Linked DNA regions of Homo sapiens: region 1 is linked to region 2. The links are chromatin loops, found by intact Hi-C in ENCODE. Cell type or tissue: lower leg skin. All regions are shown on one strand. Each heading gives the region's core, and the rest is flanking DNA. Links, peaks and the distances in the headings are about the cores only.

Evidence for each region. A loop is a pair of places that touch in the nucleus more often than their neighbours do. Peaks named below come from ENCODE experiments on the same cell type or tissue, not always from the same donor. Only the 100,000 strongest peaks of a DNase experiment are listed, where the experiment ranks them.
Region 1: it touches region 2 in a loop (7-fold over the local background); 51 of 110 quality-filtered maps call a loop at or near these places.

What each region holds. Positions count from the first base shown.
Region 1 is chr17:27,643,387-27,646,191 of GRCh38, forward strand. It overlaps LGALS9 (galectin 9), which reads left to right. Exons shown (of 11, transcript NM_009587.3): 5 at 139-234; 6 at 1,928-1,963; 7 at 2,475-2,525. Among named protein-coding and RNA genes, the nearest start is that of LGALS9, 14 kb to the left of the region's middle. RefSeq lists an enhancer at 1-385. In lower leg skin, for the core only: no CTCF peak of the experiment used is centred there; a DNase peak (open chromatin) is centred at 1,399.
Region 2 is chr17:27,235,564-27,238,368 of GRCh38, forward strand. It overlaps LOC124903956 (a long non-coding RNA gene), which reads right to left. Exons shown (of 2, transcript XR_007065676.1): 2 at 2,296-2,805. Among named protein-coding and RNA genes, the nearest start is that of MIR4522, 57 kb to the right of the region's middle. In lower leg skin, for the core only: a CTCF peak has its summit at 1,325 (motif pointing right); a DNase peak (open chromatin) is centred at 1,318.

The sequences.
Region 1 (2,805 bases), core at 10-2,509, 410 kb after region 2:
TCTTGGCAGGGCCCTAACCCCCTTGCCTCATCGCCCTGCCTGCCTGGTCTCTCCCTCTTGCCCCTGCCTCTGCCTTTCGGCTTCTCCTTGGCTCTATTAATGCTTCTCCTCACTGCCCGGTGCCTTTTGTTTTAACAGAACCCCCGCACAGTCCCTGTTCAGCCTGCCTTCTCCACGGTGCCGTTCTCCCAGCCTGTCTGTTTCCCACCCAGGCCCAGGGGGCGCAGACAAAAAGTGAGTTCAACACAGAGGCCCTGGGTGGCCGAGCAGACAGTAGGAAGGACCGAGGGTCTGAGAGGCTGGCCCCAGCCAGCAGGCCACTCAGGGCCTACAGGCCGCATCTTGCCCACCCAAGAGTTCCCTGTCTCTGTCCGCTGGGCACCCAGAGCTGGGGACCTGGGGGTCACCCTGGATTCTTCACTCCCTCTTCTTTACGTCTCTCCAAGGCACGAACGTGTCTCCCTCCTGAAGCCACCGATGTGGTCCAGGCCTCTGGGATTCCTCACCATGACGACAGGGGTCCAGTTCCCCACCCCCTACACCCAACCACTGCCACAGTGACCTTCTTATAAGCAAATGTGATCACACCCTCTCCCTGCTTAAAAATCTTCACAGCCCCCAGCCCTTCAAATAAAGCCCAAATTCTCCAGCAGGGTATATGAATTCCTCCCCAGTCTGCCCCAATCCACGTCCCTGCCTCACCCCCAACCCACGAAGCTCACGCAGCCTCTGCAGCTCACTCAAGGCCCTCTTGGGCCACCATGCTTTTGCATATGCTGTCCCTGGTCCCGGAAGCACCCTCTGCCAGCCTGCCTCGAGCACATGCCTAATTGCCCTTCCATGCTCTGCCTAAGTGCCGCTCCTCTGGGAGTCCTCCCCGCCTGGAATATTGTTGGACGCTCCCCTGGTGTCCCCACAGAGTCTGTATGTATCTGTGCCATGCCAGTTCACAGCACCCCATTGTAACTGTATTTGCGTGTCTGTCCCCGTTACTCCACCCCCATGTCCCTATGCCCATGAGGCCCCAGAGGGCCAGGACTGTGGCTTGTTCATTTGCACTGTGCCTGGCACTCAGTAGGGACTCAGTGAATGAATGTGGAATGTGGTTCACACAGCCAGGGAGAATGGGATACCAGCCAGGGCAAGAACAGTCTACTGGGTGGGGCAGGATCCAGGACAAGGAGGTGAGCAGCCCTTCCTCCGGCCACTCAAGTAGTGGGGACTGGGAGGAGGGGCGCTTTGTCTACGCAGTCTTCTTATGGCTCATCACCGTACAGACAGGGCACCTGCCTCCTGCCACGCTGACTTCAGGACTGGTCGAGCCCCAGGGAACATTTGCAGGGCAGCCCAACTTTGGCCCTGGCCCTGGCGCTGGCCCTGGCTCTGGGGAGGATAGAAAGTGTGCTGGATACAGTCAGACAGAACTGGCTGCCACTTTGGATTTGATCCCTTCCACCTTGGCAAGCTTGGGCAAGTTGCTTAATCTTTCTGAGCCTCGTTGCCTCACTAGGGACACAGGAGCTGAGGCTGCTTCCCTTGTTGGAAAGCACTGAAGCCCAGGAATCGACCCACAATAGGCCTTCAACAAATACCACTTCTCACCTTATGGGTGAAATATGGCACTGGAAGTAATGCTCTTCGCTGTGGGAGCTACAGAAAGCAATGAGGTCTCTATCAAACCCAGTCTCCTCTCTCTCGAGAGGAACCAGTGGGGATACCCTACCCCCCAACCCCAAAGCCCTGTACACCTGGGGGTAAAAATCTGGGTGCCACGGGCTCAGGAAGGCTTGCTTGGGAGCAAGAGGGAGGTGGGTGTGTCCGGGGAGGCATTTCTGAGCACAAGAGCCTCCCTGGAGTTTTGCCACCATCTCCTCCCATTCTGTGGTGCCCGCGATAACCACCATTCTGACTCTCCTCACCCCTCCAGCCTCCCGGCGTGTGGCCTGCCAACCCGGCTCCCATTGTAAGTCTCTTGCTTTCTTTTTGGATCGTCCTCATTTTGGCTTTTCTGGGCTCATGGAGGAGGCAGGGCCAGGCATTGGGCCTCTCCCATTGGGAGTGGGGAGGGCACAGACCAGACCCTTGACCATCTGCCCGGCCTGGTGAGGTTGGGGGTTGGATGTGGGGGTTGGATGAAACAACCTGAGTTGCCACCCCGTGGGCAGCCACGGAAGACCATGCCCCACATTCACTTCTGTCACCTGCAAAGGGAGGCTAGGCTGAGAGACGTTTCCCCGAGAGGAAAGATGGGCCAGAGCCACCAGCGTCCCCATCTGTCTTCTCCAGGGTTCTAACCTTTGCCCCTCGCTCATCCCCTTGAGAGAAGAGACACCTGGGCCCACCCTCTGTGGGGTCTGTGGGGCCATTGGGCTTGTTACGCCCCCTGGAGGGTGCCTGCCGTGTGGCGCCCTCTGGTGGGAGCTGGTGGTTTTCACACGTGAGAGCCTGGGTGAGACCTGGTTTCTTTCTTCCAGACCCAGACAGTCATCCACACAGTGCAGAGCGCCCCTGGACAGATGTTCTCTGTAAGTCTACAAGTTCTGGTCAGTTCACAGCTGCACAGTGTCCTCCTTCACCAAAAACTAAACTCCCTAGAGCCCTAGAGTCGGGAAGAAAGCGGTTTAGCAAGGAGGATGGGGACACTAGGGGCTGAGTGCTTGGCTCAGGTGACATGTGGCTAAAGCTGTCCTTGGGACAGCAGAGATTCTGGAAGAAGCAGGGTTTATCCAGTGGTGGAAGAGACAAGTCCCCTAGAGACCGGGAGGGAAACTGGTCCATCTGTCACCAAGTGGGGAGTACAGTGGC
Region 2 (2,805 bases), core at 158-2,657:
GGAGGATCACTTGAGATCAGGAGTTCAAGATCAGCTTGAGCAACATAGCAATATTCTGTCTCTACAAGAAATTAAAAGAAAAAAATTAGCTAGACATGGTGGCATGTGCCTATATATAGTTCCAGCTACCCAGGAGGCTGAGGTGGGAGGATCACTTCGAGGCTGGAGTAAGCTGTTATTGCACCACTGCACTCCAGCTTGGGCAATAGAATGAGACCCAGTATCCAAAAAAAGAAAAAAAATCTGGTGTATATTTAATTCCATGAAGAAATCAAACATTATCCCTCCCTTTGGCCTGTAGCACCAGGTACTTTGCTTAGGATTTTCACACACACAATCTCATGTATTCTCAAACAACTTTCTGGAAAAGTATCATTTATGATTCCTGTTTTATTGGTGAGGACACTGAAGCTCAGAGAGATTAAGTCATTTACCTAAGCTCACATAGATAGTAAGCAGCCACTAACTGCATGGCTGCAAAGCTTATGTTCTTTCAAATATAATACTCTACTCCTTTCGTTAACACTATGCATTTGGAGATATTAAAGTGTAGAATAATTTGACTACATAGTTCAGTGGTCTTTCAGCTTTCTCTTCTAGATACAGCCTCAATAGGGAGACCCAAAACTCCCAGCTGAAGAAGCATCAGAGACCTCTGGGTGCCTCCCTTGGGTTCCATGTGTCTCTGCAGGAACACTGGTAGAGTTAGTTCTTGAAAGGAACAGTCCTCTTAACCCTGGGGAGTCTTATTTCCTATGGCCAGTTGAAGTTTCCTCTAGGAAGGCAAGCTCATTTTAACAAACTACAATCAGGAATAAATATTTACAACTAAAAAAAAGGGTTTTGTGAAAATGAATTCTCCGACTCTCTTCTTTGTTACTCTACAGACATCATCAGTCACTGAAGATAATGACGGAGTTATGGGATTAGGGGATATGGGATACGGGATATAAAGGTAACTATGACCTTGCTCAAATAATTCTAATTTTGACTCTTGGTTACCACTTTGTCCTTGTCAGCTGTTCTTATTTCTAAAAATGATGGTACTCTAAAGATAATCCAAAGAGTATTTATTCATTCCAATGAAGTTAATCAACATTTGCATATGTGGTTTACTGGGCAATAAATCATTTCTAGGTACTGGTCCTGAATATGCCACTTCATAAGTAACTGTGTACTCTTGGGTAGGTCACATAAGCCCATTGAATCTTATTTTCTTCATCTCTGAAATGAGAGATTTAGATGAGGCATTCTGTAAACTTTAAGATTCTTATTTTGCTGGTTACTTTCAAGGACCTGGGAGCTATGCAATCCCAAATGTGTCCAGCAGAGGTCAGGAGATGTCACTAAAAGCTCTGAGGGCTACTTTAATCCCAGTTAGCTTTGTAAATAGTTTTATGATAGTCCCTACTCTCTGTGTTACTTACCTGATTTTTTTAAGGTTGGGCAGGCATTTTTCTTGAAAAATTAAAGTAGGGATGCATTGTGTGCTTTAGGCCTCTTTCTCAAATGTAAACCATTTCTCCCCTGGCCAATGCCTAGTGAGCAAAGGTAAATTGCCCAACAGAAGGTGATACGTGGGAACAGTTTAACCTTTGGTAAATGTAAGCAAGTATGGATGCTATGGCAAATTCCATTTCGTCAAAACTTTCTCTTTATGACAAAGGATTTCTAAGCTCTAGCTAGTGATCTAATATTTTGAAAAAATTCATGATCACACCACTGCACCAGCCTGCGTGACAGAGTGAGACTCTGTCTCAAAAAAAAGAAAAGAAACATATTTATCCAGCAAAATTATCGTCATAATATGGGTTTCAATCAATATTTCTCTTTTTCTCTCTCTTCTGGGTTTCATCAGAAAAATTATCTTGGAAATATACCATTGCAGAGATAGAGACTCTTAATAAATATTTAAATATTATAAGCATTGGTTTATTTAGGCAGAAACAGGAGGACTGATTTAAATGTGGGTTGAATCCAAAGAATTGGGAATCACAGGAAGACCCTGCAGCAAGGTCAAGCCCGTCACAAAGAGCTGTTTAAAGAAAATGTAGTAGAGACAGTCTGGAAGTTAAAGTTGACTCTGGGTAAGACCCCCATTTAAACCTTGGTCAAGTTATTTGGTAAAGTTTCTTAACTTTCCTGGAGATAAACTCCCCCATTTCCTTATCTATATAGTGAAGACAGTGGTAAAACCTCATAAGATTTGTGTGGGGATTAAATGAGCTAATACACATATATAAAGAGTTTAGGAAAACACTCGCCACACATTAAATGAGCAATAAGTGAGAGCTATTGCTGTCATACATTTTATTAGAGAGGAGTGTTTTTAGAAAAAGCAAATGGGGAACAAAATCACTATGTCTTTTTCTAAATCTCTTTCATGACTATCTCAGACTAGGTTTGATGATTCTGTAGTGTGTTTCAGCCACTGGAGCTGAGAGACCCCGGCCCGGCCACCTGGCCATGCAGACTTGACTGGCACCATCATTCCCAGCTCACAGCAGCAGCAGAGGCAGCTGGATGCCCATTCCTGCCAGCCAATCCTTATCCGACTGCCGGCCCGTCAGCCAGAGTCAGAGGCTGCCTTCCCCATGGAGCAGGGACTGTCGGTGGCCTTCCCCCTCTCTCAGCCCCACGTGGAGCCTAGGCTGGTGCTGAGTTGCCTGCTCCCTGCTTGGAGGTCAACTTCCATCCAGTGCTTCATCTTTGGCCTCTGAGGCTTTTCTGTTTTTCAGCACTCAGGCCAGGTGAGGGTGGCTCATGCCTGTAATTTCAGCACTTTGGGAGGCTGAGGCTGGTGGA